Linked DNA regions of Mus musculus: all the other regions are linked to region 5. Evidence: chromatin loops called from intact Hi-C (ENCODE). Cell type or tissue: left cerebral cortex. All regions are shown on one strand. Links, peaks and the distances in the headings refer to the core of each region. The heading gives the core; the rest is flanking DNA. Region 1 overlaps Maml3 (mastermind like transcriptional coactivator 3). Region 2 overlaps Maml3 (mastermind like transcriptional coactivator 3). Region 3 overlaps Maml3 (mastermind like transcriptional coactivator 3). Region 4 overlaps Maml3 (mastermind like transcriptional coactivator 3). Region 5 has its middle 17 kb from the start of Gm30074. Region 6 has its middle 8.5 kb from the start of Mgst2. Region 7 overlaps Maml3 (mastermind like transcriptional coactivator 3).

Region 1 (4,345 bases), core at 129-4,128, 400 kb before region 5:
AATTAATCTTTCCCCCCCATTAGTTTTTCACTCTTTAGCATGACAATATCAGATACACTGTCAGAGAAGAGGCCCCTGCAAACTTCCCCTCAGGGATGCATCTGTCTGTTCGCCCTCCCCACCAGCCCACATACTCTCCCCCCCACACACCCCCAGTTGCAACCAGGTTTCTATTTTTCAATTTCTATACCACAATAAGAAAAAGGGAGGAAGGGCTCTGGTTTTCCGGAGGGACCACACAATCTGAAAAGGTACTTTTTCAACATCATTAGCAGTTCATCTTCTGAAACCTCAGGGCAGCCCCTAGGCAGCCCCCCACTCCCACCCCTACCCCCACCCCTACCCCTCTCTTTTGGTGTCGGCTTATCAAATTAATGAAGCCTATCTAGATGGAGGTAGCCGAAGAGCAATTCAATGCAAGCCCCTCCTTCCCTTTCAAAAGAAGCACAGAGGGGGAAAAATTAGAGTATCTTTCCTAAAATGAGAAGAACAAACAGGGCGTTGGGGGTGGGGTGGGTGGCTGAGATTGTCTCCCAGTTCAGTGAAGGAAGGAGAGGTGGGTGTTGGCTTTCTCCCTCTGAACGTTTGCACGGTAAAAGGGGGGTGGTGGGGGTCATTCATTTGCATACTGGGCAAGTCAGGGGCACATTTCCTACTTGGCAATGCAGAGCTCTGGGCAAGGACTTCCAGTTAAGAGTTACAAAACTCCTTGCAACCTTCCCTCTCACCTTTTGGTCATACACGTTCCCTCTGTCACCCTGTGGTGGGTGAGGGTGAGATCTTTTTGACCCCGTCCAGCTGTGCAGAGCGTTGGCAGGTAGCAGAGGGTTAATGATCTCGCTTTGGGGCAGCAGTGGTCTACATGGCACAGGGCAGAGGCAAGGCTCTAAGAGCCTCCCATTCTGCCTGTATCTAGAGAGGTAATTTTCAGTGTGACTCACAAAACATCAACATCTCTCATCACACCGCTAACCTAAATATAGACAATGACTTCAAGGAAGAAAAATAGTTGCATGCTCTTTTATACCTGTAAACGCTACAGAGCTCCCTCAACAAGCACTGGGCAATGAAGAACAATGGATGAGCATGGAGATCCGAAGCAGGAAGAACAGAGCTGTGCCTGTTCTAGAACAATCACTGAGAATGAGGCCATTACTGTAAGCTCTGCTTAACATCAATCCTCCTCACTTGTAAGCCAACGTTGAGACAGAGGTGTGGAAACAGTTTTGTGTCCCTTGTCAGCTTTTCCATAGGGAGGGATGGGAGGGGATGGGGGCACATCTGCTGCAGATGTTTCCAGCTAAGTGGCTCTGGTCTCTTCACCAGTGAGTGCAGGTCTCTGGAATAAAAAGAAAGGGACACCCTTGTCCAAGGTGCTTCCCTCCCACCCCTAAGAAGACTGCACTGTGGCACCTGAGATAGTCTTTGAGAGTGACTTCTAGGCATCCCAAAAATCCCTTTGTTACATTGTCCAAGCCCCCTCCACTTGTGAAAGCTGAGGTGGTCAGGCTCAATAGTGTCTGGAAGGGCTATTTTGTCTTTCTTGGGTAAGTTCAGAGTTGGGGGCCAATCTTTGACTAGTGTGTTCATAAGAGTTCATACCTAATTCTTATCAGCTTGGGGATTATTCTTCCTGCTGCTCTGCTGGAAGCTTTTATGAGCATGGATCCCACATCACATTGAGGGACCTCGGGAAAGGTACCTGAACAAAAACCTTAAGTACAAACAGCGCAGTGGTATCGGCGATTAAGACTCAATTGTGGGCAATCCATCTGCGGAGTGGTCACGTGCCTCTCACATATTTCTTATGCTCTTCCTGTTCACGCAGTAACTATCTGCATGGGAACAACTGCTCAGAGGCTCCCTGAGTGTAGCATAATTGCCTGCTGTTAGGGAACCAGCAAGCCACTTCAGACTTAAGCTGCCCAGAACTCCATCATTTAGCCTAAAACACAAACCCACGCTCTTCTGTGTCAGTAAAGCAGCCCTGAATGCGGCCATCAATTTGTTCCTTCAGAGAACACACACACCACTCTGGCAGAAACATATTCCACCACTAGAAAAGGAACTCGGATTCCTTGGAAAAAATAATAGCAGACAAGAGTAGAAGGAACAGCAACTGCACACAAGCTACAGAAGGCAAGCCATCAGGACACATGGCAAAAACCACACCAGAACCAAAACCAAAAAAACAAATCAGAAACAAACACCGACGGAAGAAACCTAACATGAGCCAGGACAAGAAGAAAGTAAGCAAGAAGCTCTAATTTAAAAACAACAAACAAACAGCAATGATTTTGGCCAAAGTAGAACCTTGAGTGACAAGATCAATGGAAGCTATGCATGGCAGCCAGGACAGGGACACCTGGCACAGTGGGGTTCTGCTCTTCTAGACCTCAAGGCCAAGTTACAGCACAGAGAACTCGAGAGGTGCGCACATTTAAAGGCCATTCAGTACCTGTCCACCTGGGGATCCATCCCACAGTCACCCTATCCAGACACAATTGTAGATGCCAACAAGTGCTTGGTGACAGGAGCCTGATAAAGCTGTCTCCTGAGAGGCTCTACCAGTGCCTGACAAATACAGAGGCAGATGCTCTCGGTCAACCATCGGACTGAGCGCAGGGTCTCCAATGGAGGAGCTAGAGAAAGGACTCAAGGAGATGAAGGAGTTTGCAGCCCCATAGGAGGAACAACAATATGAACTAACCAGTACCCCCAGAGCTCCCAGGGACTAAACCACCAACTAAAGAGTACACATGGAGGGACTCAAGGCTACAGTCACATATGTAGCAGAGAATGGCCTTGTTGGACATCAATGGGAGGAGAGGCCCTTGGTCTTGTGAAGGCTCGATGCTCCAGTGTAGGGGAATGCCAGGACAAGGAGATGGAAGTGGGTGGGTTAGTGAGCAGGGTGAGGGGGGTGGGATAGGGGGTTTTCAGAGGGGAAATGAGGAAAGGGGATAACATTTGAAATGTAAATAAAGAAAATATCTAATGATAATAATAATAATGATGAAAGTAATTAACACACACACAAAATAGAAATAAAGACATCTGCAAATGTGATCATCACAGTATTTCTGAAGTGTAGGTACCGCAACTGGACAGGAACCTAGTTGTCCCGTGATGTGCAGGCGATAATACTGACAGCCATGTCCTTCAGCAAGGAAGACTGGCTCCTTCCTACCAAGGACCCTGAATTGGGTTCATGTCGAAGACACTAGAAGACGCTCACAGCAATTTGCTTCCCTATTGGGTGCTAGCTTCCCTACATAGATTCTTGGAAATAACACGTGCTAGCCTAGGTGGGTGCAGTAAAAATTTATAAAAGCCTTGTGGGGAGGGGAAGGAGAAAAGCAATTTGGTCATAAAGAAATATGCCCAGAGTCATTTTTTTCCAATCCAATATCTTTGTTAATTAAGCATTTTCCAACCTAGGATGAGAATACGAACAGCAATCGAATACTATACCACTCATTACTAATAAAACATATTTATGAAATGGAAATATAATGTGCCTATTTCCAAAATGTGGTTATAAATGACTGACTCTAAGCCACAATTTAAAGTGGTTTGAGAAATGAGTCTTTAATAAAGAATTGATGAGAATGATGAGTGCTGAAAATAATTCTATTTGGTGAGATTATGTGGCTTGCTTATGGCAATTTGAGCCGAGGTGATTGCCTCAAATATTACGGCAAGTAACTAATATAGGGAAATTTAATTGATGATAAATACAGTGGTTGTGTGTAATTGAAGAACCCTGCATCTTCTTGTGCGTGCACTAATTACATCCAGTCACTTTGGTGCTGTCAAGGTGTGATTTATCTGGTATGTTTGTACGTAGTAGGGATTTAAAAGGTGATTGAATAAGTGCCTGTACTTAGTCCTCACTGTGGCTTCCTACATATGACTATGGTTAAGCATAAAGCTATTGACATTAAGAAAAAAAAAACATGGTTCGGGTTAGAACCACACTGCATCTGTGACGGTGAAACAGAAGGTCAATGTGTCAGAATATCCAGATGTTAGGACAGATAAGGTCTCAACATCAATTAGAGCAAGTTCTGTTTTTAATGATATTTAGTATTACACTAATAGGCATTTGATACAACCTCTTGGCTTTCCCTTTGTGTGACTTTGAATAAGGAAAGTTCGCTATCAGCACAGACCTGGGCAGATCTCTCCACCCCACCTCTCTCTCTCTCTCTCTCTCTCTCTCTCTCACACACACACACACACACACACACACACACACCCCTTAGGTCTCTGCATCCCAAGGAACAAAAGGCCCTGGTGTTTGTTTGAGAGGCTGAAGTTATAATGAGGGCAGAGGGGTGAC
Region 2 (4,345 bases), core at 128-4,127, 280 kb before region 5:
AACCTAAGCTTTAGTTCCCTCAAATGCACAATTATGATTACACTCCATGTCACTGAATTATTTTGAAGATTACAAGTGACTATGTATGCACCTATGTATACATAAATATATAAACACATCCTATAGTATCTGGCATGTAGGAAAACTCAAGGAGAGCTAGTGCTATTTTAGGAATAGGATTTTTAGAACAATAGACTCTATGAGGACATTCTCCAGCAATTTACAAGAGAAACTAGATGTGCAGGGGGCAAAAGCAACCTGGATGAGCCTTCCCCCTCTAGCCCACATCTTCTTCACTTGACCAGTGAGAACAAATGGTGGGCCTTAAGAGAAAATATTTCGGCTTTCAATTAACTGCTTGGGAAGGCGCTAACAACTGTATTTAACCGCTCTCGGGCAATTAGAGCATGGCCATCACCACATCTGCTATTTGCTCTTCAGGAAGCTGCTTCCAAGACATTTAACATTCATAGGTATATCAGCTCATTATTAATACCCTAGAAAGCCCCCATGGCACGGTTAGCTACGGCCTAGGATTCAGTATATAAGAAGGCTCCATCCTGGTTTCCCTTCATGTAAGAGGATTATGAATGGAATTTCCCCAAAGACAACGTTATAAAGTGATCTTAAACATGTAAGGAATTATAGCAAAGCTCTGAGGCATAAAAGTTTTTCTAGAAACTTCTTTTCCGCCATCTCAACCCTCTAACTCGGACTTTTATCTCATTATCCTAGTAAATGCTCACACAGTGCCGCGTGGACATGCAGATGCTCTGAATCATCCCAATCTTACCAGGGAGACAGCATGCATGCCGTCCTCATTGTATGTGTGAGGAAACAGAGGCGCTGGGCAGATAAACATGGGATCGCAGAGTCAGAGCTGGGACGTGAACTCAGGCAGTGGCACTTTGGGGCTAAGCTTTTACATGGTGCTCCCTCCTTTCCTATCTGATGCCATTCTGCAAGTCCCCAAGTAGGGACCGAAACCAATTCCTCCGAGCCCTTATCAGACGATGTTTTATCAGAACTGGGCTCCTGCTGTTTTAGGGCTGGGTATTGGCCCATGCACTTGTCTGCTGAGAGCAATGTTAAAAAACAAAAGAGACCATTTTCAGTGACTATCGATTATTTCAGAGATTATGTCACAGACAATGTGTCACAAGAAAACCAGCCAGCCTGCCACATAGGCAGATAACACAACTTTTATACCTAAGACACTTTCAACATTTGACTTTATGGAACTATGACCAAAATGTTCTACTTTCAATTTACAAGTATAATTACTCAACTACAGAGTCCATAATTACAAGTTCACAACATCTCTGAGTGTTGCTTGGGGAGAGGGAATACTCCTTCCTCTATTTTCCAGGAAGTGCTCATGATACATAGCAACCTAGCTTGTCTATAGTGCTCAGAAATTGGGTCAAATGCTAGTTGAAGCTGGGCATGACACATGTGTCCATAATCTTGGCAGCTGGGAGGCTAACACGGGAGTATAGCAAGTTAGAGGCTAACCTGTGCTAAGTCTGAGAGCCGATTCCCAAAAATAAAAATCAAAGGAAGAGAAAGCAACATCCAAAAATTAAAATCTTACACACACACACCCCAAAAAGTAAAAAAAAACTCTTCTAGTTCAGTTCAGGTGTTGTGAAAGTAATCTTTTTTAGACACGAATAATATTTATATTAGCATCTAGTATACACTGCAACACAACCATTTCATCTGTAAAGTTTAGACTTGCAAACTTTGATTTTTAGTAAGTCTACAACTTTGCGCTGGGCCACATTTGTAACCATCCTTGGCCCCGTGCAGCCTCGGGTTAGTGTTAGATCAGAAAGGCAAATGATTTTCCGTAATGTGAGTGGGTCTCATTCAATGAATTGAAGGCCTTTGGAGCCAGGATTGATATTTGTAAAAGAAGCAATATTCTGCTTTAAACCTGGATCACAGAAAACCCGAAGACTTCCAAGTCAAGACTATAACAGCCATGCTTATCAGGACAGCCCACCGGCTTGCTCTCTAGGCTTTGAACTTAGTACATCCCACACTCCCATTAATGAGCCAATTCTGTTTAAAAATATCTCTCAGCCAGTCCTGTCCTCCCTCTTTCCCCAGCACATGCTAAGTAGCTACACTCTAAAAAGCAGAAATAGAGCTACCTTCTAATGGTTTTTTTTGACAACCCTACTTTAAAAAAATTACTTATTTTTATTTCCTATGTATGGGTATTTTGCTTGTATGTATGTATATCACCTGGGTGTAGTACCACGGAGGCCAGAAGAGGGGGTCAGACTCCTTGGAGTGGGGATTACAGAAGCTGGGAGCTGCCCCGTAGGTGCTGGGAATTGAAGCTGGGTCCTCTGTAGGAGCATCCAGTGCCCTTAATTGCTGAGTCAAGTCTCCAGCACCCAGCTTTGTTCTGTTAGGGGTTTACAGGTGTTTGGCAAGATGTGAACGGAGCTGCTGTGGGGGAGACTGTCATCTGTTATCAGTACTGTGACAAATCAACTTCCTTCTCTCTAGAGTGAAAGAGCTATTGGTTCTGTGTCTCCGGGGCACTATAAAGGCCCCAGCATCTTTCTCCCTTTGCCTCTCATGCTGGTGGTTGAAGCACAGGGGTGCAGAGATCCCACCTCCATCCTGATTTCCCAGTGGTTCCTATGGAGAAAGATGGAGTGGCCACCTCCTGAAATAGTACATCTCTATGTGATAGTCTCTCCCCACTCCCCTGGCTTCACGATGAGATATTTGAATCCACATGCCCTCTGGGAATGACTGTGGTTTGAAGGCTACAAAGACACACATGCTGGTCAGTTGCTATACCCAAACAGTGCCCCAGAGACTCATAGCTGCCCTGCTCAGCAGTGGTTAGCCCAGTCCTGTTGTGCTTACACCAAGGACTTCTGTGTTTTCTGGGCCAGCCAGAAGGACATTGAAGGGGTAGTTCCTCTAACAGATGGCATTTTGATAACCTTCTCCTTCCACTATGGTGGAGACTGACCTCACTTCTTTGATTGATCCTGTCTTCTAGCCACACACAGGTTTGGTTTTACAGGTCTCATTCCACTTGTTGGAGACCCTTCCTACTAGGGCTTCCAGTTTCTCTTGGTCACAGTTCCCAGAGCTAAGCCCCAGTGGGGAAGCACTTGTTTCCTTAAGAAGAGATCTGGACCAAGCCTCAGATCCTTTCTCTCCATCCTATGCTAACCTTAAACCACTATGCTTTGTAAAAGGCTGGAGACCAGGGGGTGGGGATGGGGGAGTCAGAGTAGGGAAATCACCTTGGCCCAGAGCTCTCTTGCTTTGGCTTCCTCCATAGCAGGCTGGCTGCCTAAGTGTTTATACCATCCGCTGATATGAATGCACTAACACGAAGAACAGCAGCTACTGCAAGCATGGAAGCAGCAAGGACCAGAAAACAGATGCAGAAATGCCAGGGCGAGCGAGGCTCCATCCTTTTCTCTGCCCCATGTCTCCAGGGAGGCAGCAGTTGGCCAGTTTAGGCCACATGACACTGCTTTCTCTCTAGATTCTTCCTTGCTATCAAACCACTCCATCCCCACGTTTCTATTTCAGGGGCTGACGTAGGCAGAGTTGTGGAGGAGGGAGCCATCCCCTCCTAGACTTTAGGCTTCCCTTCCAGCTGCTTCTGCGTTTGTGGGGGAGGAACAGGACGGCTGCCACGACTCTAGCAGCTTGATGAATGCTGCCCTGGTCAATGTTTAACTTAACAAGAGCTTTTATTGCTGACTTGTGTTTGTTCTTTTCCTCCCCCAACCCCCAGGTCTAATAGCAAGGAAAGTTTTGTAAGCAAAAAAAACAAAGAAGGTTACCAGGAAAATTCTTGGTAGCAAAGTCTTGCGTTGAAAGGAGGCAGAAGGGGGCTTTAAGCTCCAGCTTGGGAAGGTTGATTGTCACAGGACTATAGAGATCCACAGGCAGCCTGCCATGTGTGGGTGTCAGAGGCCCTCTGTTCTGGGTACCTCCTGGCTTAAGTGTAGAGAGGTCATCTAGAGGCAGCTCAGGAAATGATCAGGTTGCGGACAGAGATCAGTAAGTAACTGGGTTTTTAGAACCCTTATTTATTTATTTATTTATTTATTTATTTATTTATTTTAAATCAGTCATGGTTGTGTGCATTATAACTCAGAGAGAGGGGGGGATTGAGAGAGATTGAGATAGATAGATAGATAGATAGATAGAGTAAGTAAGTAACTTGGGCTAGGACTATGAGCCAGCCTAGAGTATCAGCAGGTCCATTCCCCATCCTGTCAAAAAGAAGGCTGGCAGCAGCTGGTAAATGACAGCCAATGCTGTCCTCTGACTTCCACATGCATAGTGTGTA
Region 3 (4,345 bases), core at 241-4,240, 170 kb before region 5:
GTTTAAGTACATACATATGAGAGAGAGAGAGAGAAAGAGAGAGAGAGAGAGAGAATATGTGTAGTAAAATCAGACTGTGGGGAAAGAAAACACTGGGATTGGTTGGTTTTGTTTTGTTTGGGGGGGGTTGGTTTTGTTTTTTAAAAAAAAGGGAAAAATGCCTCAAGCTGACACTGAGCTGGGCTGTCACTCTGGTTTACAAGGACAGGGATAATCGCCTGTCTTGCTCACCACCACATTTCTGATTGTGGCTTCACTCAGCACTCAGAGAGTACTTCAGAATAATTTGTTGAATGAGTTGCCTACATTCACATCAAATCAATGGCTGGGAAAGGATCTCTCTTAATATTTTAGCCTAAGTAAGTACTTCAACTTCGGAGCTAGAGATAATCACATTTTAATCTATAATAATCTTGTTTTTCCGTTATGAAAATGTTTTCCCCTTTTGAAAGTGAGCTTACTTTTTCACTTCATTGATGAAGAGAATCAGAATAAAGCAGAAAACGCTGAAGGGGGTGTGTGTAAGGATAGGTTTTATAAGTGAAGGCAGGACCCACAAAAATAAGAGGAGGTAGGCTCAGTAGGTAGTATGCTTGGTTTGTCAGCAGGAGGAGCTGACTTCTATCCTTTTATGACTTCTATCCTTTTAATGCCACAACTGAGGGGAGAGAGACAGGCAGGTCTCTGGAGCTCTCTGGCCAGCCAGCCTACCCTGCTGGGGTTGTTCTGGAGCAGTTAGAGACCCCAGCTCAAAAAAAAAAAAAAAAGGTAAATGGTATTTAAGAAATAACACCCAAGTTTGGCCTCTGGCTTACACACACACACACACACACAATGAAAACAAACAAACATGCCTTACAGGCCTCTTTGCAACTGACATTCACAATTTAATTGAAACTGGCCTTTGCTCAAGGATGCCTGAATTAGAACCACGCCAACCATGAGAAAGGACACCATCAGGACAGCCGCTTTCAGGTGAGCCACTAAGCGGGGATAGATGCCCAGCAAGGGTGACTTCTGTCTCATTTATATCAAACTCATACTTGCCCAAGACCTGCACTCACCCATACGATCCCCGACTCTGGAGTGACCAGCAGTGAGCTGCATGGATTTCCTCCCTGCTGATAACCTCTTGGGGGCACCCAGCCTTGCTGCTCGCATGGTTTCAACCTGATCTGAAGTACTTATGACAACTGCTATATGCTTCCCACATCAGGCCAGCGTTTCCCACTCGCCCAAGTCCCCTCTGCTGGAGTCATCTTGGTCTGTTGGGCCCTGGTCACCATCAGGAGGTTTCTCCAGCAGCTGTCTTGAAAAGGTTGGTGGGTTGGGCACAGGTGTACGCAGGCCCCACCCTCCTTCCTGTCACTCCACCTGTGCAAACAGCAAACCTGCCTGAATTCGTTCCATCCAGCTTGACTCCACTGGCTCATTCCTGCAGACATTTCTGCTGCTCTCAGAAGCCCTGCAGAGGCAAGCACTTCCCCAGCGTCCTAACTTTTCAACTTGACCTAGACATAGAACCTCCTATCCGCTATATCCAGTTACTCGTGTTAATTCACATGCTAAAAAGCAGGAGGTCAGCAGGGCAGGTCAGTTAGATCAGTTAGGGGATCTATGCTGAGTAAGAGGCCAACCCAGGCAGGAAAGGAGGGAGAGGGACAATTAGACAAGATCTCCCATCCCTAACAGAGACACTGTCTCCAACCGAGGGCCACTTGCAAAGGAAAAATGAGCTTTCACAAATGGACTCTCATTGGCTATGCAAAACAGTCTTAGGGGAGGCTCCATTCACGTTCAGCCGTAGATGCACCAACATGAAATGACTCGACGGTATTTTGGGTGATTTTTTTTTTGTCTCATATTGCTTTGTTTGGGCATTTTTTTAAAAACCTTACTAATCTTTTGCTTATATATTATGGTTTCCTATTTTGAGTTTGTATGGTGTGTATGTGTGTGTGTATGTGTGTGTGCACAGGTACATGCATGCATGTACATGCATGTTTGCAGAATGTGTTTCTCATGCTGTTTTGTTTTATTTTGCTTTTTAATTTGCCCATTTGTTTGTTTGGTTGTTTTTTTTAAAGATTTATTTTTTTATGTATATGAGTACACTGTAGCTGTACAGATGGTTGTGAGCCATTATGTGGTTACTAGGAATTGAACTCAGGACCTCTGCTCGCTCCTGCCCCGCTCACTCCGGCCCAAAGATTTATTTATTATTATATGTAAGTACACTGTAGCTGACTTCAGACACACCAGAAGAGGGCGTCAGATCTCATTACGGGTGGTTCTGAGCCACCATGTGGTTGCTGGGATTTGAACTCAGGACCTTTGGAAGAGCAGTCAGTGTGCTCTTACCCACTGAGCCATCTCACCAGCCGGCCAGTTTGTTTTCTAAAGAGAGAGAGAAAGAAGGTGTGGAACTGGAAGGGTGGGGAGGTGGGGAGAATCTAGGAGAAGAAGTGAGACGGGAAACAGAACTGTGAACGGAATATATTACATGAAGAAATATTTATTTTCAATTAATATTTAAAAAAGCAGAAGACCAAGACATCTACTTCCTTCTAATGTCAAGAGATCCAAAGTGGCATGCGAGAACAAACACAGGCTTACACGTTAACCTAGGACAAAACAAACAGACAGACAGACATTCATCTCTCGAGATCCAAAGCCTCACAGGACTCATGCTTTCAAAAGCAACAGCAACTTAATCTAAATCTCTCACGAAATGCATCGAGAGAGACTTTCTCTTCCCAGATCCAGGAAAGAGATAATCTTTCCATTTCTAATTTTATGGGACCACGATGAAGAAGAAGCAACGCGTGCGTGCATCTGCTTTCTGTTCTCAGTGACCAGCTGGACAGATGGTCCAGAATATCATTAGTTAAGAAAGCTCCCATTCATTACCACAGAGTCCTCGGGCAGGCTGGGGTGGGGTGCAAGAATGTCCCAGAAGGTGTTATTTGAAGAATGTGTTCGTGTCGAAGACATGAGTCCATGTGGTGGATGTGGGGGAGGAAGAACAGACAGCCTGTTGTGATCAAACAGCAGCCGCGAGTTCCTCAACACTGGCACGTCCACCAGACACTTCCGGCTCCTGTTCTACCCACTCGGTCGACAAAAAACCAGGGGGAGGTCCCAGTAGCTGTCATGATCCCTCCATTCGAGACACAATTCCTCCCAAACAGAACTCTCTCCCAGGACACGATTCCTCCCAAACAGAACTCTCTCCCAGGAGGTCGACCAAAGAGAAACTGCCATTTTGTTGGCTTCTTAGCTCATACAGAATATGAAAAAGGAAACAGAGGGTCTGGTGTATCTGTCTCAAAAGCTATGATTCCAGGCTGAGCTTCCCTTAAGTATAACTCACCACCCCATTTGGCCAGGAGACAGTATATGAAGGGGTGGCCAGTACTAAAGAAGTCCACGAGAGGAGCCAAATCTGTCCAACTGTCCTGCTTTCTGTATCAGATCATACCCCCGTTCCCAGCTCAACTCCTCGTTCATAGCCACCAGAGGGACTCTGATGGATGGATGACTTCTGCGGTCCTATTCATCTTTCTTCCCCCTCGCCTCCCCACACCCTGCACTGAGCACCGACTGGGTACGAGATGTTCTGTCAGACACCCACAGGGTTACAGGGAAGTGAGGACGTGCAGATGCTCGGCTCATGGGTTTACAGAGCGAAGTTTGTGAGTGACAATCAATCAACGCTCACAGCTTCTACACAAATCAGTCTTCAAAACGGCTCCTGCACTGACTTCTTCGCTGTAGCCCTCGGACCTGGAGAGTTGTGCAGAAGAGATCAGGGATGCCTTAAGAATGAATGAGGAGGCAGAATCAATCAAGAGGCAGATAGGGAGCATGGAGCAGGAAATCAGAGAAAGGATGGGCCCAGACCGTGAAGGATGTGGGAAGCACATCCCTGCTCATCCACCCCCCGGCGGTCCCCACCGCTGTCTTCCATCTCTCTGTCAGCAGCTGCTGGGGCTTGGAAGAAATCAAAGGCAGGGTCTCCAACTGCTGCTACAATGGGCCCTGAACAAGTCCCAACTTCACAAGAACTTACAGCAGCCTGCGTGCTGGGCTACCTGCTCTAGACTTCACACCTAGGCTTACACATCTTCCTGAGGCAGGCTTTGCTTTCTGCCATCTGCAGCTTGGCAAGGTGAAGAAGCCACTGGCCCAAGGTCACATTGCTGACTAGTGACAGGACAGGAACATGATCTAGACCACGTCCCTTTCAGGATCAGGTTCTTGGGTATTTTACGGGAAGGGCTCCTTTCTATACCCTGACCAAGCCACACTTGAGACTGTCCTAAATTAACTGTCCCCGGTTATC
Region 4 (4,345 bases), core at 213-4,212, 310 kb before region 5:
AGCTGTGGACTAACACACCTCCACAGTGAAGCTGGGCAATGTGACCAGTGTCTGTAGAGGCTCGCTGAGGTCACAGAAGCAAATGACCCACTGATAGAGCCTAAAGACTCCGTCACTTTCCTGTAGTAGTTTGATTGTAACTGCAGGATTTCGACAGTGTTCCTACCCACCCTGTGGGTGTTCTGCCACTGACACAGAGATATACAGACATAAGGCTCTGAATGACAGAATCAGGATTACAGAATATTGGCACAGCTGACTTCTTAAAATGAAGGCTTACAAAAAATGGATTTTAGGAACTCTGGAGACCCTGAGAAGTTGTATGTAGAGTTTTGTGGGAGGCTTAGAAAGATGGCTTGGTGTTTAATAAGAGTTTTGTGATCTTGTTTTGTTTCGCTTTTTTTTTTTCAGAAAGAAGTCCAAAGCTTTTTATCAGATTCTTAGTATGACTGCCGGATCTCCAAAAGTTTCAAAACCAGACTCCTACAAGTTACTTAATAAGATTTGCTAGGTACAACTGTAAAGTTTTGTGTTTTGTGTCAAGAAAACTGTCTCTCGAGTACCTTTGGTTTCAGTCATGTCTAATCTCCTTTAACTCTGGGCTGCACTCATGAATATTAATGAATGTAAGGTCTCCAATCCAGGGAGATGCAGGCATGTTCTGCTGCAGTGGCCTCTGGGAGGCCGAGCATCAGGTGCCACGGAAAGCCACCCAGGAAACAGGTCACATGGGAGAGTCCGGGATATTTAAACAGAGAGTGAGAATAGTGAGAGGGCAGGAAGGGCATGGCTCGCCCTTATATAGCTGGTGATCCCCTGGTACGAAAAGAACTCAGTTTACCCCGTGTAGGTCTAGACGTGAAACTAAGATCATGGTTCCTTGTAACAGGGAAAAGACCCCATCCTCCATCTATGGAGGAGCTGGCGGAAAAAGCGATTAGGGAGATCCAGCTGCCTCCAGAGGCTAATGAGCTTCCTGTCTCTTGAACTTTCCCTAACCAGGCTGCATGTTCATCTGCCAGGGATTTGTAAAGGTATTTTTTTTATTGGGTGGAAGTTAGGAGAAAATGACCTCTTCTAATGCTATGAGCCTTCTATTAAGGTTTCCTGTGTCTCGTTAGCATTTCTTAGTCAAAGGCTCATACATTATTTTCCATTTGTGGAACAGACACTCAAGGCAAATCACTCGAAAACGAGAAAAGTGACTCTAAGTTTTGAGCTTTACACATTTTGTTAAAGCCAGGTGTACCTGGGCGTGGCCAGTGCATGTGCCTCACACCTGTCACTCTTACGAGTTTCTAAGGTTTTATCAGAGGTGGCCCCACCCTCCTACATACCTCAGTTCAGTTAATGTATGGGCCACTTCGATTCCCACCTTACCCTCTCCAGTCTATCCTCTGCAAGTCATCTCAGCACTAGGGAAGCAGAGGCAGGGGGATCTCTGTGAGTACAAGACCAGGCTGGTCTAGATAGTGAGTTCCAGGCCAGCCAGGGCTACACAGAAAGACCTGTCTCCAAAAAAACAAACAAACAAGCAAAAACAAAAACAAAAAACCCAAATAGCCAAAACAAAAAAAAGAAAAAAAAATTCAGGTCACGCTTTTCCGTCTAAATTTCTACAGATTTTCACATTCATCAAAGTTAAATTTGTCACATGGCTTAGGAGATGCTGGTTGGCTTTACACATTTTGGCCCCACCCTCTCCTGTAGCAAAGCTCTCTTACAATTATGACCTATGCTAACTCTGCAGTTCCCTGCCTGTACAGAGGGGCAGACTCCCAGGATTGAGGTTGTCCTGGCCACTCTGCCTCCCTGCCATCTCTTTCTCTCACTTTCATCTGTTTGATCTTCATGGTGCCCCTTGTCATGATGTATAATCCCCTCGCCTGTCACTCCTCCCCTTGGGCCACCTTCTTCTCCACAGGAGTGTAGACTCGGTGGTAGTGACCTTGCCTGGTTACTTCTTAGACGGCCGAATCTCAGCCAACCCCTGAGTGGTTTCCAGGATGGACTGGAGAAACAAAGGGTACAATGAATGAGCAGTCTCCTGGACAAGTCTGTTCCCGGGGAAGCTGTGTATAGCCCCAAACATGTTCTTCTCCTGGGTCTTAAACATGAATATGTATTCAGTCTTCCTCCTTTTGGAAGTGCTATACAGATCACAAGCCCAAGAATTTTGGAATGACCCTCAAGAAGCTCCTTCACAAAACTGAAATCCTAAGATTAGAGAGAATTCTTTCAGTGAAGAGAGAGAGACACTGCCCGAAGCCACAGTTTCCTCCCCTGCACCCTGGGGTAAAATCCCCCAAGGGTCCCTAAGACAATCTCCCCGTCCCCACCACTGCTGAAGGCTCTCAAAAAAAAAACATTCTGGGAGCAAGGAACAAGAGATTCTGAGATGGGTGACTGAGGAGGTGGGAGAGACTCCTTCTCTGGAGTTCTTTAAAAATAGAGCAGCCATCTGGGATGGTTTAGATACGGCCTCTCTGAAAGGCGGGGGATTGGAGGGGGATGGAAGATCTAAGGCCCATCTCATCTTGGATTTTCTGATATTTCATTTTCAAGTTTTACTCATGGCAAGAGCCTGAAAAGAGCTAGAAATTCACTTTTTTTTTCTTTTCAACCAATCACTACATCCCATTTTGCTTCCAACGGCAATTCTGCTGTCTCAGTAGCCCCCGTGCTTCAGAGGGGCGATTTGGATGTTATGGCCTTTTGTGTTCCATAGGAAGTTTGGGTGAAACTTGACTTCCATTCTCCCTTTCAGAGGAAGCTACTATGGGAGGTGTGTTTAGATGTTGGGAAATGATTGCTGGGGACGTGCAAATCCAGGCTTGGGTCCTGGCCATGCCACTGGAAAGGACAGAGCAGGAGGAAGCAATGGCTGGAGGAACTTGGCCAGGCTCCTGTGGGCTGTGGTGCAGTCCACACTGGGACCTGCTGCAAGAGCTTAAGCCTTGGAAGCCTCGTTTGCTGTAACTATTGCTTCTCCATTTTGTTAGCTTGATGGAATTAAGCTCAATAAAGCCGACGTGTGTAAACAACAGAGAGTGTGCTTTTCTGACAGGAAGCCATTTTCTGATTCTCCTCTTGTTATTCTTGCTTTTTGCATCAAAGCCTCAAGGTCAAAAGAATAATGGATTTTAAGACCTAGAAGGTCACATTTTACTATTTTTTACCATAGAGGCCACACTGGAAGAAAAAAAAAAGAGCCTTGTTAAATTTGTTCCTCAGCAGTATTTGCATGCCATGACTATTTTTTTTTAAACTCAAATAAACTTGATTGTGATTATCAAATACATTAATTTTAAAATGCTCATTGCAAGAACTCCTGTACCTAACAGACTAATGCCCAATCTGAGGCAAGTTGTTTATCCTTAAAGAACACAAACAGCTTCTAATGATGACATTAAGTCAGTTAAGAGTGTCCACTGCTTTGGGGGAGGGCAAGACCTCAGTTTCCAGAACTCATGTCAGGTGGCTCACCACTGCCAGCTCCCGGGGCTGTGACACCCTCTTCTGATCTCTAAGGGCATCTATGCTCATTTGTCCATACACATTCATACAGTCTCACACGTAACATAAGTAATGAAAATAAATCTTTAAAAATATTGCCTTTAAGTCAGATCAAAGGGTCTTCACAAATCAGATTTGGAAATTGATCTTATCTTGTCACATGATTTCAGTCACACACCTATAGCCTTTCCTTCCCTGATTGGTCCTAGGACAAGGGCTGAGTGTCTATGCATTTGGTCTTCAGGGTCTGTGAGCACTGTTACTTCTAGAACTTCAGTATCCGAGGGTCAAAGGCAGAGTACGGATTCCCTGAGGTGGTTATTTTCTTTGTTTTGTTCCTTTTGCTTTTCTTTTCTTTCTCTTTCTTTCTCTTCTTTTTCCTCTTCTTCCTCTTCCTTCTCCTTCTTCTTCCCTGTTATCTGACATAAGTTGGGATCACCTGGGAGTAGGGGATCCTCAACTAAGAAAATGCCTCTATCAGATTGGCTTGTAGGCAGGCAAGCCTATGGGGTACTTTCTTGATTAATAGTGGATGTGGGAAAGGCCAGCCCACTGTCAGTGGTGCCATCCCTGGACAGGTTTTATTAGAAGCAGACAGAGCAAGCCACTAAGCAGAGCTCCTCTATGGCCTCTGATTCAGTCCCTTCTTGCTTCCAGGTTCCTGCCTTGAGTTCCTGCCCTGTCTTCCCTTCACGCTGGGCTGGAAGTTGTGAGATTCCCTAAATAACACCTTCCTTCCTGAGCAAGCCAGGACACTCCAGACCTTACCCCTAGGCTAGACCTCAGTGGGTAGAGCACTTGCTCAACGTGTATGAGGCTCCATGTTCCT
Region 5 (4,345 bases), core at 168-4,167:
TGCAGGAATGGTCTGCCTAATGCCTGAACCTCCCGCAAGAGTTCTACAAACCAGATGCAGGTGGAAACACTTGAGTAGCCTTTTAGAGAAAGGTCAAGGGCTTCTGGGTCCTTAAACCGACTTGGGCAGGTCGGAGCATGACAGATGTATTTCTCTCTCAGTATACCCTAACAAGGACAAGGCATGGTGCCTCCTTCACTGCTATTCAATCTCTGCTTGGGTAGCAGTGTCTAGATGGGGATAAGCAGTCACCAATCGCCAGGCACAGACCAGCGCTTAGAATACAGTTTTAAATCCAGTCCCACTCCTACAAAGCTCTTTTCTACTAGAGTATGGCTCTAGTCATCTGGTGGCCAGCAAGAGTTAAGAAGCCTCCTTAAGTGTTTGGGGTGACAGGGTGTCGTGGTACACGCCTTTAATCCCAGTACTCCGGAGGCAGAGGCAGGAGGATATCTGAGTTGGAGGCCAGCCTGGTCTACAAAGTGAGTTCCAGGACAGTCAGGGCTACACAGAAAAACCCCGTCTTGGAAAACAAAAAACAAAAAAACAAGAACAAACAAACAAACAAAAGTGTTTGGGGTGATAGCTGGGAATCCTGTGGGGGAAATGTGGCCTCGCAGGACTACTGTTCTCTTCCTGGAAGGGAAATGACCTTTCTGACTCAAATGAGAGAAGCTGCTGTCAGCAATTGCTCGATTCACCTCCGGTATGTCCGTGGATATCTCAGCGAACTTCCATTGTTGTCTGTAAGGTAGTCCAATTCTAACCATGAAGTTTAACCAGCTACTAAATGGGGGAGCCAGGACTTCAACTTGGCAAGCCTGACTCCAAAGCTAATGGTATACACTCCTGTCTCAGAGAGTCGCAACAGAGACTGGGTATAAATCACAAGAGGATAAATTCCAAATAGAGGAAGGAGGTCTCTCACAGCTTTGGCAAAGCCAAAGATGGGAGCTCAGACATCTTGATGGCCATTTACTTGCACATCCAGTTGTGCCCCTTTCCCTTCTAACTTGGTGCTAGCGATGCCAGGTCTGTCCTAAGGATTGTAGACAGTTGTTTGTGCTGTCTGCAACCCCCACGCCCCCAAGTGAAGCACTATCTTAAAATAAATAATCAAGACTCAGAAGGCTAAGTATCACAGCCTGTGACTGATAGGCTGGTGAGGTGAAGGGTTGGGGAGCAGGGTGGGGAGTCGGGGGACGGTATTAATAAATTCAAGGTCACAAAGCTCCCACCTGCCTATACACCTTCACACCAGGTTCTCCTGCAGAGGCTGGAGGCTAGGTAAGACATCTAGACTCCAGGTGCCAGCACAGGCCAGCGACGAAGAGGGGACAAGGTCCTCAGTGACTCCTCCTGGGGGTGGACACGCGTGGATGCCGGGGACAGATGTCTACTTGGGAGCCTCCTGCTGCTCAGAGGCAGGTCTCCAAGCCCCGTGGGAGGCTGGGGTCAGAGGTGTGTGGGACTCCCACACTAGGGTCGCGGTTCTCCTATGGCGGGAGCCAAGGATGCAGCAGCTCTTCCCGGGGACAGAGACCAGAGGGAGGGCGCCCTGCCCAGGGCCGCCGAGGCCCTAGAGGCTTTGTGTGTTTGGAGCCAGAGCCCCCACTTCCCTTCCCCGCCTCCTTCCCGCTCTCTTTCTCCGGGACCTAAGTCCCAGTGGAGGTTCCAGCAATTAGCACGCAAGGAGGGGGGCGGCCGGGGGCGGGGGGGGGGGCGGCGGCTGCGGGAGGCGACAACCCCGTCCTTGCCACCGGCCGCGCTTCCGCCAGCACTGCCTTCGTGCGCCACCTACCGGCCATCTAGGAACACTGCAGCGTCTGCCTGAACTGTTCCTAGGCAGATCTTGATCTCCGTGGACAATAGACAATGGGATTTTTTTTTTTTTCCTGAACAATGATTTATTTTAGGGGGTGGGGACAAGGAGAAAGGAGGGAGGAAAGGAGGGAGGGAGGAAGGAGCACTGTGTTTGTCATCGCTTTAGAAAAGAAAAAAAATCTCTGTTCTGTCATTGTTTCTGCATATCCATTATATGGAGGACAAAAGAATCCGGTCCTGGAACAACAAAGCCAAGGGAAATGTTTTCCGTGGCTGACATTTAATTGTGAGCACACGGTGCTGCATTATCATGGGGAGAGACTGGAGTAGGGGCATAGGCTGGCTTCAAAAGCCTGGGTTCTTTGCTTTAGCGTGTCCCATTTTGTATGGCCTCAGAGAGCCTCACTCAGATTGTGTGTTACACACAATTCCATAATTCTATAGTTTTTCAACCCACCGCAGGGATTCCTTGTGGATCATTTCATAGCTCCTCCAGAGTCTGCTCTTTTGCAGCTTGCAGAAACAGTCAGCTTTTCTTCACAGCCTTCATATGGATCCTTAATAAAATAATCTAATCCAACACACACACACACACACCGCTATCCTACCAGAGCTGTTGGAGACATTGGAGAACTTAGTCCCAGCCTGTCATTTGACAGATGAGAGAGGTGAAATGCTTATCCAAAGCCACACAACTAATTAGAGATAAAGGCAGGACAAGATCTGCTTTGCCCATCCTGGTCTTTGTGACCTGCCTCTTGCCGTTTTGATGCCCAGCAACCTCTGGCCTGACCAGTTCACAGCCATGGTCTCTTCCTTTCTGGCAGCCATTGAGCTTCCTTGCAGGAAGATGGGTGAAAACTGAGGGGGTGGGACGGACAGGCTTCCTAGCTCAGTGGCAATTCCTTCATTTATTTCTCCTTTATACAATGAAGGGGGCAGTATCTTTATTGGTTATTTTTTGTTATGATAATATGCAAAACTGACTGTAGCTCTCCATAACTCTCCAGAAACCATTTCTCTTGTGATACAGGGTTTGAACTCCTGTGATATAAGAACAAGGAATGTCTTCCATCTTTGGGACTATGTTTGGCAGTCTTCTGATAAAGGGGGCAAGTGGCTCCCCCCCAAAAAAACTTCAGTAATTCAAATTTCTTTGCAAGACCCTGTGATATTATTATTATTTTTATTATTAATTATAGGGGAGATGCAGACCACTGATCATGTGCTAAGAAATAGACACATTTTTTTCTTGTACCAACTTGCAAGAACATCCCACCACAGCTACAGTTGCCTTTAAAGTCCTCCAGTGTCACACTAAAACAGTTTCAAATAAGCCAGGCACAAAAGCAGCCGGCATGCCTTACACATCGTTCAGCCTGTTTAAAGCAAACAGACCCACCCCACGGTCCACAGACAACTAGTCAACAAGCAGGCGAAATTTCCAAACAAAAGACCAGAACATTCCGGAGCTCTCTTTAAACTGTCTTCTAAGAGCTGGAGAAGGAAACACTGGGTGGGCAGGCCGTGCCCGAACCTTTCGGCTGGGCTTCCGCACTTGTAGAACATTGGTTTATGCAGGGACCATGTGACACGGTAACAGAGAGCTCAGATCTCTAAATCTCGTTTTCCTTTGTGTCATCCTCCCTCCACCCCCTCCTGGATGGTGAGTCACCCGTCTCTGCAAAAAAGATCCACAGTTCAGTGATGTCCTAGGTGACAGCCGCATGCTCTGCCTTGGAGATTCCGCGCACATCGAGTGTGATCGACCGAGATAACAGAGGTTGGAAAAATCTGTGAAAGGGTTGAGCTGTTCCTCAGATGTGGGACATTATTTCCACAGGTTCGACAGTCTGAAGCATGAATATTACTCACTGAAACACTGCCATAAGAATTAGGAAAAGAAATCAGGACCGATTTTTTCAGGTAGGTGTATAAGGGTCCACATCGGGGATGAGGGGAAAGCCAATCACAGAGCTCATCCTAGGGAATGCGTTCCCCTCATGTTGCAGTCTGGTAAATGCTAGAATCTTGGTGACTCATTGCTTCCCCGATGTCCTTATTTGGTAGCATGCAAATAAGGAAAAAAAAAAAAAAAACACGATCGTTTCAGATTTAGATTTCCTCAAATCGTGGTGTGAGCAGCTATTTTTACTTTTGCTTCAATCACCATTCTCAGTAGTAGAAAGTTTATTTAGAGTTGTAAAAAGCTGCTTTTTTTTTTTCATTTGCAGGCTAAATTTAAATATGGAATTCAGCAACCGAAGAACTCTCTTGGTCAGATCCAGCAGTCATGACCAGGAAGTCCAGTTCTGCTGGTATCCGGCTGTCTTCCCTAGGCAGTTCTGATTCCTGGTACTTTACAAGTGCGAGCTTGGAGTCTGTCTCCATAGCGCCTCCACCTGGTGTGCTTTACCTTGCCCACAGATGCACTAGACCCAATTCTTTCACTTCTGTGTGGACTACCTGCAGGTCCAGGGACATGATACTTATTTTGCTGAAAGCAAAGACTAACTGAGGT
Region 6 (4,345 bases), core at 271-4,270, 540 kb before region 5:
ACGGTGATTATAAAAGAATAGAGGCCGCTTTAGGCTCTCAGAAAGGATATTAGCAATCTCAAGCTCACGATGACAGACGTGTCAAAGAGTGTGTAGATATATTCTCAGGCTGCTATAGGGACTGACCAGTGGGAAGCTAGGCATAGAAGGTGAATTCTCTCTCCTTCCTCTCGGGGGTCAGAGACTGTGGCTGCTCTGTTTTGTAGAACTGTTTTCCCCCACAGTCTGTCCTGAGATGTCTCGAGATGTCAGCTGGGCCTGTCTGTTCAGTGACAGGTTCTCACCACAGCTCATCTGAGTGGCTGCTGGCCTGGATGCACGCTGTTTGCTTTGCTCTTTCTTCCTCCTGGATTCCTGGCTCGCCAATTCTTCCCGCTCTGGTGGTGTTATTCAAACATGCACCTGCATTTAAGCTTTGCCCAATGCTGCCTCCCACAAGGACCCTCCACATCCATCATGCCTCCCATGCCTACTGATGTGGTCCTTCAAACCTCTTTCTCCTCCACTCACTGTGTCTGCCCATACTGACACCCCAGTGGCCAGGGTATCCTAATACCCTTTCCTAACAGACCCCTTCTTAGGTGCAGTAACCATACTGCCCCATTACCATCCTGATACCACAGTGAGACTTGGTGCAGACATCTTCAGCAAATCTTCCAGCTAACGGTCCTTGGGTGGTTCTGCAGCCTCAGCACCATGGACCCGGTGAGCAGGATCATTCTTTGTTGTGGGCTGTCCTGTGCAGTATAGGATATTTAGTAGCATCCCTGGCCTCTACCCACTAGGTGCCAGTAGCATCCCACTCCTCAGCTGTGACAAGTTTTTAAAAAAAGTCCCTGACATTGTCCACTGTCAATGGTGGTGAACTAAGCCAGACTGAGTGCCTCTGTTATGAGGTAAGCATGCCCAGGATGGCCCTGTGTGGGCACACCCTGGCTCCTCATTTGCTCTGCCCTCCCATATCTCCAGAATTCTTTGATCATGATTTATCCTTTCCCTCCTTAAGCATTCTTACTGCTGTTCCTTCTGCTTACACTCCATCACACACACACACACACACACACACACACACACACACACACACACGCACGCACGCATCTTTTCCGCACGCACGCGTCTTTTCCCCAGACCATTCTCCTGACACTTGGTTTGCTAGCTGAATCAGCACTCTGCATCTCTCTTGGTTTTAGCCTTTCCTTTGTTTACCAAGCCCGACTCTCACACTAGTGTGAACCTGATGCCCATTTTCTGCCTGGTCCAGGGAACCTTTCCAGAGTTCACCCGACTCTCTGACTTGCTCTTCTGTAGTGACTTTAGGCAAAGTCCGAGCAGAGCTATTTAGTTTTATTTTTAAAGTCAAGATACTCTAGAAACCACAGGTCAATGTTCACAGCAAGTTGTCAGCTTCCTCAAAACATTAAAAAAGAAAAATCCAGTATCTAGCATGTAGGAGTGCTTTTTCCTGGGGTTTGCCACAGACCCGGGCAGTGGTTTTCAAATCTGAAGTGTTTTTTGGATGCGCTGTTCTTAGGTGGATGTGAATCTGTGTAGTCTCTGTGAGTAGCCTGGTCTGGAATTGTTAGTTCTGAGTGGGTCAGGGCGAAGGATTCTTTTGTATTCTTGTACTTGTGGTTTTGAGCTGTTATGTGCGCTGCTTCTTGTCAAGGACTCTTGGAGATGCTCTATTTGTTGATCTCTGAAACACTACGTTTTTATAGATCATTTAAAAATGATCCCAGCAGACTTTCCCCCACCCACCACTTCATTTCTAACTGACTTGTTCCAGTTTTGATGCCGTGCATCCTTGGGGTAGTAATACCTGAGAGATCAGAGTGGCTTGCCTCCAAGCGGCAGATACAGTCCTGGTACTCTTGGGACTTGCGCCCCCTTGTGGTTTGACAAAATAGGTTATCAAGACCCGTAGGTAGAATTGAAGGCCCTGCTCTGACCAGGTGACTCTTTAGGCGCCTCCTCCTGCAAACTAGGGGTGTACCAAATCTGCAGAGAAGAACGTGAGAAACAGACTCGGGGAGTGAAGGGAAAAGAAGGGTTCACTAGGTAGCTTTGTCGGGAATTTTGGCCCCAGGTATTTTTGGGGGGTTGAAAAATGTCAGTGACCGAAATTCTGAGAATGTTTTGCCAAAGTCTCAGGAACAAAGGCTAGAACCAGACACAGCCTAAGGGCAGCAGGAGGAAGGAATACATAAAGGAAGAAAACAAATAAAAGCTGGTGCCTGAGCTTTGAGGTCTGTTGCGGCCTCTGCTGCACCCTCCTGGCCTCCTGAATTACTCCGGATGGGGGCGGGGTGAGGGGGTTAGGGGGTGGGGGGAAGGGCGGGAGAAGGGAGGGCCCCGCTGGGGCTAGTAGGTTTCTTGTTTTTCAGTGTCACTTTCCTTCCTGCTGGCCTTGGCTTGGCCTGCGATCTGGTCAGATGAGTATTTTCCTGAGTCATGTGGCCACAGGCTGGAGCTGCAGTTAACTGTTGGCCAGACCCCCTCGGCCCAGATGAAGGCTCAGCGCTGCATTTTAAAGTGAGGGGGAACCTCCTGGTTTCGCAGTTGGTTTAATTGGCCAACCTTTTCTGAGGGCTGGAGATAGAGCTCGCTCGACCTTTTCCTTTTGGCTTAACAAACCCCTGAGAGACATGGAGGAAAGCACACTACTCCACGGTTTCTCAGCCCAAATGCTGTAGGTCATGCAAACGGCAGATGTCTTTCTAGGTTCCATAGGATCCTAGTGACGGGACTGGGGCAATGTGTTCATGCACAAAATAACGTGGAAGTCTGAGTGACACACTGAGCAAGAGGAACTAGGCAGAGAAGCTTCAGGAAGGTCTCTGGCCACTCTTGTGTTAAAAAAACAAAACAAAACCCAAGAGATTCCTGAGTTCCATAGATGTTTATTTACACGCCCCCCCCCCCCCCGCCAGCAAGTGCGCGCGCGCGCGCGCGCGCGCACACACACACACACACACACACACACACACACACACACACACTCACTCACTCATCTGAACATGAGACCCTCCACTCTAGATGCACATCCAAGCCAACTGCTGAGGAGGTACTGGTGGGTGAAGGTGAGACTTAGGTAGCCTACAGCAGCACTCATCTGTGTGGTGCCCTCAGGTCTCTCTCCTGAGTCTGTCTGCTGGTCCGTCTCTACCAGATATTACCCAGAGGTTCCTCTGGTGAGAACCTGGACTTTGTTTTATCGGCTAGTCACCTCTCCAAGGTTCCGCCTATCCTCCTCTCTTCCTTCCCGCCTCTGTGGATCATCACAGACTTCTCTCCTTCCTGGACAACAGTGGTGCTCACCTTGGCCATCAACTCATTCATTCTCACTGCTCAGGGATCTTCAATCTCTGGGATGCAGTGAATTTGGTACAGTACAGGGATGATACAGACTAGGAGTGTAGATAAGGCATGTTATCCCTGCCAAAGAATTCAAAGGCACTGCTGGGCACGGTGGTGCCCTTCTTTAATCCCAGCACTCGGGAGGCAGAGGCAGACAGCTCTGTGAGTTCCAGGCCAATCTTATCTACAGAGCAAATTCCTGGACAACCAGGGCTACGTGGAAAAAACCTGTCCAAAACCAATCTACCAAACAAAAACAGATTTAAAAAAATGTGATGAACAGCAAGTACCAACAGGGAAATCTCACCACAGACAGAATTAGCAGTTAAGGTTGTCATTTATTGTGGGTTGGGAAAACACACACATGCAGCGCACATAGAGAAAGAGACCCTCTGTGAAGGAGAGAGGGGGGGACTCTGGAAGCTCAGAAACTCTAGTCTCTCCTAGAGGCCTGGGGGTTTGGAGGCCTTGGAAGAGAGAGTCTTCCTCTCTTACTTTAGGGCCAGTGAGTTGAAGATGGGCAGGGTGGCTGATTGGTACACAGCTGTTGTGACACATCCTGATCAGGCTTGAACTTGTTGAGTCAGCCCAGTAGCAGGCTTCTTTTCGAAGGCCAGGAGGGTAAGGAAGAAGCCAGCCATCTTGGAAATTTGCTGCCTTTATTACCTAGTGATGACTGCTCTGTGTGTCTGTCTAGGGAGCCTGTCTAACTTCTGTTTTTTTTTTTTTTTTTTTTTTTTTTTTTTTTTTTTAACTGAAATAATAAAGCAAGCCTTGGAAGTTCAGTGGATCTTGGTTTCTGGATCTGTAAAATGGGGATCGTTTACAACCGCATAGGAGTCTTGTGTGAGTTCTGAGAGACTGTATGTGCTTCCTGATATAGTAAGAGAGCTGAAGGAAGCCCAGAAATCTGCCCATTTGTACCACTTCCGATGGTGTAGCTGTCTGAGGAGTGTTCATTGTTGACTAACTGAGAGGCTCTGCACCG
Region 7 (4,345 bases), core at 134-4,133, 300 kb before region 5:
ACCTTGATAGCAAAGAGATATTGCAGACTGTGGGATGGCTCAGCTGGAAATGCACTTGACACGGAAGTATGTAGATCTGAATTCAGAGTCCCAGCACCCATATCAAATAATGCCTGGTGTGGGGGAGCCTGTAAACTCAAAGTTGGGGGAGTCAGTGTCTGGCAGAACCCTGGTGTTTGCTGGCTGGCCAGTCTAGCCAAATCAGTGAATCTGCCTGTAGGGTCAGCGAGAGATCCTGTCTTAAAAAAGCATCATGATTGAGGCCAATCCCTGACATTGACCTCTGATTTCCACAGGGGCCAAAACACAGAGGTACACTCACCTACATATACCCCTCACACACATTCACACAAAATATTGGTAAAAAGATTAAAAAGTGAGTTTTGTCATTATGCTAAATGCATAAATTAAACCCTGGGCCCCTTTGTAAAACATTAAAGGTAGTCATCTTTTCTTTAACCATCCCCAGAAGGAATTCCATCTTATGTAAGTGGGTGGGAGAGAAGATCTCTAGTGGGTCCTTCCACTTTCAATAAAATACAGTGGCCAAAAGAGGGGGAGCAGTATCATTCCTAAACCCATGAAAATAAAAATAAATGTGAAGAATGACAGGAATGGGACAGGTACAACCCTTCATTCTCACTATTGGTGAACATCTAATCCTAGGTTCTTGTAGTGGCTACTCCGGGTTGTCAGCTTGACTATATCTGGAATAAAGGACAATCCAGAATTGGAGGGCTCACCTGTGATCCAGAGCTTGAGGCTGGAAGGCACAGGTTTCTGACCTGGATCTTGGCATGGAGATCTTGAGGCACAGTGGCCATGAAAAGCTTAGGCCCAGGCAAGGTAGTACACACCTTTAATCCCAGGAGACTGAGGCAAGGAGAGCTCTGAGTTCAGGGTCAGCCTGAGATAAAGCAAGTCCCAGATTCAGGCATGGTGGTACACACCTGGATCTGGGCCACACCTTCTGCTGGAGGCCTACATAAAGACATTGAAACAATGAAGAATTGCTTTTCTTCGACTGCTTGCACTTACTGGCCAGCACATCTTTTGGAACCCACTTCTACAGAAGACCAAGTGAAACAACTAGCCTCATGGGACTGAGCAACTACTAGATTCTTGGACGTCCCATCCACAGCTGCCCATTGTTGGGTTAGTTGGAACTACAGACTGTAAGTCATCACAACAAATGCCCTCAGTATAGAGAGACAGTCCGTAAGTTCTGTGACTCTAGAGAACCTGACTAATACAGTACTCATCTGGTTCAGATCGACGCCAGAGCAGCTTTGCTACATTCTACTTTTCTGTATACTTAAACATATTCAAAGTGAAAAAAAGAGTTTTCAAAAGTATGATAAGTATGGGGAAGAAAACACCTAAGGGTGGAGGAAGCAATGCATCATGGTCCAGTCATGGACCACAGTCCAGAAATGGAGAACCTGGAGCATCCTCATTGGATGTTCCGATGTGAGGAGAAGAGGTTGGGGGAGAACAAGAGCATCAATTATGATCCAACGCAGAGGACATCACAGGATGCCAGGGAGGCCTACAGTGACAACACTCAGCTGGATACATCCTCATGTCAGGAGAGGACCAGTGGAGCCAGATCCACTGGCAGTGTAAGGTATAAGCTTCTGCTGACCCCATAGAAAGGACTTCTTGCATCTAGAAGCAAGTGGGAACACAGGATAGAAGACACAGCAAAGAATATTGGGTAGAAGGGATAATGATGAAATTGAGTGCTTGGCTTTTTTTTTTTTTTTAAACCAGGTAGTTTGCTCTTCTTTGGTTAAAGAAATAACTACATGACTAATTCCCATAGCCCTCCTTCAGAACAATTTTGTAAATGCTGTTCATTTTTTAACTTACAAAAAAGTTGCAAAACAGCTCAAAAGCTCTTTTTTTTTTTTTTTTGGTCCCTCCTGCAAGTTTCTCTAATGGTGTCTTACATAACCGTGGTTCAATTTTCAAGAACAGGAGATTAACTTTCACACATATTATTAATTAATCTATAGACCATAATAGAATTCGACTCTATTCTCCATCATTTTCTGTCTTGGGACCCTACTCAGGATTCTCCCACAGTGCCTGTGGTGGTTTTATTCTTCCCAGTCTCTTCCTATCTGCAAAAGCTGCTCAGTCCCTCTGGGTTGGCGTAGTGTCTTCACACAAGGGGAGTGAGGTTCTGCGTTGTCAGAAAAGCTCAGTGATGTTGTGTCCCTCTCAGTGTACTGCATCAAGGGACGTGTGATGTCAATGTGCCTTTCGCTGGGATGCTTCCCTCAAGCACACTTGGTTAAGTGGCTATGTGCCGGTGGCCCTACTATACAAAGTCACCGCCCTTCCCTCTGAGGATGAGCCCATGTCTCTTTCCACTGCTGCCCCCTGTTGGAGCTTCTGTGCGTGCATCCTGTTCCTTATGATGGTGCCTGCCTCACGGAGACCCTGATTCTCATGCTGCTTCCATAGTTACCATTTGGAGTTCTACTTAAGAAAGAGTTGCTTGTTTCTCCTCGGCAAAATTATTTATACCAAGACAGACTGTGAGTATTTATTTGCTCTTATGGTTTACCACTCAATGCTGCCATATTTTCTTTAGGTGGGGCAAGCAGTGCTGAGAGAAAACCCAAGGTCTCATATAAACAAGGACACGAAGCTGTGTCTCCAGACTTTGGGCTGTGCAACAGGGCCTTCTAGACCACACAGGCTTCATAGTCAATAAGCTCCTGCCTCCGCCTCTTAATGCTAGGATTATAGGTGTGTGGAACCACAGTCATACAGCAATACTAAATTTCCATTAGGGTAGAAAACTACTCAAAAGCAAACCTTTCTAAGTGGTTATGAAATTGAATTTACCCATGATTGTGATTAGCCATCACGACTGACAGTCACCTCTCAGTGGTCTCTTCTTGGATAGTTGATAGATAGCACTGTTGAAATTAGGAATTGTCCACATTTTGTCCATTATCACTCAACAGTTATTAAAACGTCCACAAAACTTAAGCCACCATAGAGTTTCTAGATCACTGTGTTAGCACAAAGCCATTGCAACAACTTTATTCATGTAGATTCGATTGTTTATCTTAAGAACAGCTTAAACTCAAAGAAACTTAGCGTTCACGCAACCATTGACAACACTTACTGCTTAGTGCTTTGTTTATAGGCAATGGCTAGGCTGCCTGTAGAATAATCACCTTTCAGATTCAAGAAGCAACCAAGAACTGATTGCTATGCCTCCGGCTGTGTTTGTGATATTCTTATTGGGTATAAAAGTGAAAGGTGGACTGGGGACATAGCTCAGGTCGAAGGGTGCTTGTCTAACATGCAGTAAGACCTAGGCTTAATCCCCACCATTGTATAAACTGAGCATGTTGTTATACACCTGCAGTCCTAGTACTCAGGAGGTGGAGTCAGAAGGATCATCCTCTATCCACTACATAGTGAATTAGAGACCAGTCTGGGATACATGAGATTCTTCCACAAAACAAACAAACATACAAACAAACAACAACAAATGGAAGAGAGAAAGAAATAAAGAAAGAACAAGCAAGCAAAGAGCTATGATTTTCTTTGCACTCAGCCATGCTGGTAGACAATAGGAAAGGCGTGTGTGTGTGGGTAAGGAAAAAGTAGCACTCTCTACATTAGGATGGATGACTTTGGAGATGACTCAGGGGCTGCTGGGAATCCAGCATGGATGGACAGCTTTCCCAGTCAAGGAACCCAGGCAGAAGCAGGCAGGGTCCACAAAATCACGTCTCTGTCCTTCAGACAGGTGAGTGAGCATCAAGCATCATTTCAGACAAAGTGTCCCTTGCTACCCAGGGGCTCTCTCTGAATGAAGCTGCTGAAATGGTTCCTACAACAGACATTCTTCCAGCAAAATCAGATCATTGCAATCGTAAGCAAAGCAAAAAAAACGCAATTGAATTATGCTCTTCAGGATATGAAAGTACCGCATGGAAGATGGCGACTGGCTACTCTTTTTCTTCAGGGAAGTCAAAAGGGTCACACTGGAGAACAGGTTTCAGTCCTCACAAAGAAAATCCTGGTGATCGCTGAAGTTGTTCACTGTCAGAATCACTTCCAGGCAGTTAGAGGGGGTTGAACTGTGGTGAGCACACAGATATTCTGAGGAAGGCTGCCCCCACCTCACTAAGTATCAAGACAAGGAGAGGCTGGAAAATAACTATTCCCTGCCTCTAGGGACAGCAGAGCAGCAGTTACTTCTGGGAAGCAAGCTCCTTCCTTGGAAAGTTGCCCTAAAAAGAAGCATCCTTGAAACATAGGGGAGCTGGTCAGCAGGATTGAGGGCAAATTACAAGTGAAGCACAGAGGGACA

The links. A loop is a pair of places that touch in the nucleus more often than their neighbours do. Peaks named below come from ENCODE experiments on the same cell type or tissue, not always from the same donor. Only the 100,000 strongest peaks of a DNase experiment are listed, where the experiment ranks them.
Region 1: a loop joins it to region 5, with 1.9 times the contacts of the local background. A loop is called at or near these places in 2 of 42 quality-filtered maps.
Region 2: a loop joins it to region 5, with 2.3 times the contacts of the local background. A loop is called at or near these places in 3 of 42 quality-filtered maps.
Region 3: a loop joins it to region 5, with 6 times the contacts of the local background. A loop is called at or near these places in 8 of 42 quality-filtered maps.
Region 4: a loop joins it to region 5, with 2.7 times the contacts of the local background. A loop is called at or near these places in 8 of 42 quality-filtered maps.
Region 6: it touches region 5 in a loop (2.9-fold over the local background); 4 of 42 quality-filtered maps call a loop at or near these places.
Region 7: it touches region 5 in a loop (3.0-fold over the local background); 8 of 42 quality-filtered maps call a loop at or near these places.

What each region holds. Positions count from the first base shown.
Region 1 is chr3:51,797,932-51,802,276 of GRCm38, forward strand. All of the region lies in intron 2 of Maml3 (mastermind like transcriptional coactivator 3), which reads right to left. Among named protein-coding and RNA genes, the nearest start is that of Gm46803, 92 kb to the left of the region's middle. In left cerebral cortex, for the core only: no CTCF peak of the experiment used is centred there; a DNase peak (open chromatin) is centred at 1,914.
Region 2 is chr3:51,912,706-51,917,050 of GRCm38, forward strand. The region is part of intron 1 of Maml3 (mastermind like transcriptional coactivator 3); the gene reads right to left. Among named protein-coding and RNA genes, the nearest start is that of Maml3, 190 kb to the right of the region's middle. In left cerebral cortex, for the core only: a CTCF peak has its summit at 2,280 (motif pointing right); DNase peaks (open chromatin) are centred at 2,450, 2,891 and 3,572; H3K27ac peaks cover 1,204 bases.
Region 3 is chr3:52,026,801-52,031,145 of GRCm38, forward strand. The region is part of intron 1 of Maml3 (mastermind like transcriptional coactivator 3); the gene reads right to left. Among named protein-coding and RNA genes, the nearest start is that of Maml3, 76 kb to the right of the region's middle. In left cerebral cortex, for the core only: CTCF peaks have their summits at 608, 2,292 (motif pointing right) and 3,498; DNase peaks (open chromatin) are centred at 2,993 and 3,599; H3K4me3 peaks cover 724 bases; H3K27ac peaks cover 320 bases.
Region 4 is chr3:51,883,228-51,887,572 of GRCm38, forward strand. The region is part of intron 1 of Maml3 (mastermind like transcriptional coactivator 3); the gene reads right to left. Among named protein-coding and RNA genes, the nearest start is that of Gm46803, 180 kb to the left of the region's middle. In left cerebral cortex, for the core only: no CTCF peak of the experiment used is centred there; DNase peaks (open chromatin) are centred at 2,468 and 2,868; H3K27ac peaks cover 1,305 bases.
Region 5 is chr3:52,194,729-52,199,073 of GRCm38, forward strand. No RefSeq gene overlaps it. Among named protein-coding and RNA genes, the nearest start is that of Gm30074, 17 kb to the left of the region's middle. In left cerebral cortex, for the core only: a CTCF peak has its summit at 1,819 (motif pointing left); DNase peaks (open chromatin) are centred at 1,873, 2,183, 3,470 and 3,836; H3K4me3 peaks cover 1,540 bases; H3K27ac peaks cover 1,752 bases.
Region 6 is chr3:51,650,534-51,654,878 of GRCm38, forward strand. It overlaps a transcript of Mgst2 not described here. Among named protein-coding and RNA genes, the nearest start is that of Mgst2, 8.5 kb to the right of the region's middle. In left cerebral cortex, for the core only: CTCF peaks have their summits at 781, 1,887 (motif pointing left) and 2,090; DNase peaks (open chromatin) are centred at 757, 1,885 and 2,415.
Region 7 is chr3:51,892,349-51,896,693 of GRCm38, forward strand. The region is part of intron 1 of Maml3 (mastermind like transcriptional coactivator 3); the gene reads right to left. Among named protein-coding and RNA genes, the nearest start is that of Gm46803, 190 kb to the left of the region's middle. In left cerebral cortex, for the core only: a CTCF peak has its summit at 2,391 (motif pointing left); no DNase peak of the experiment used is centred there.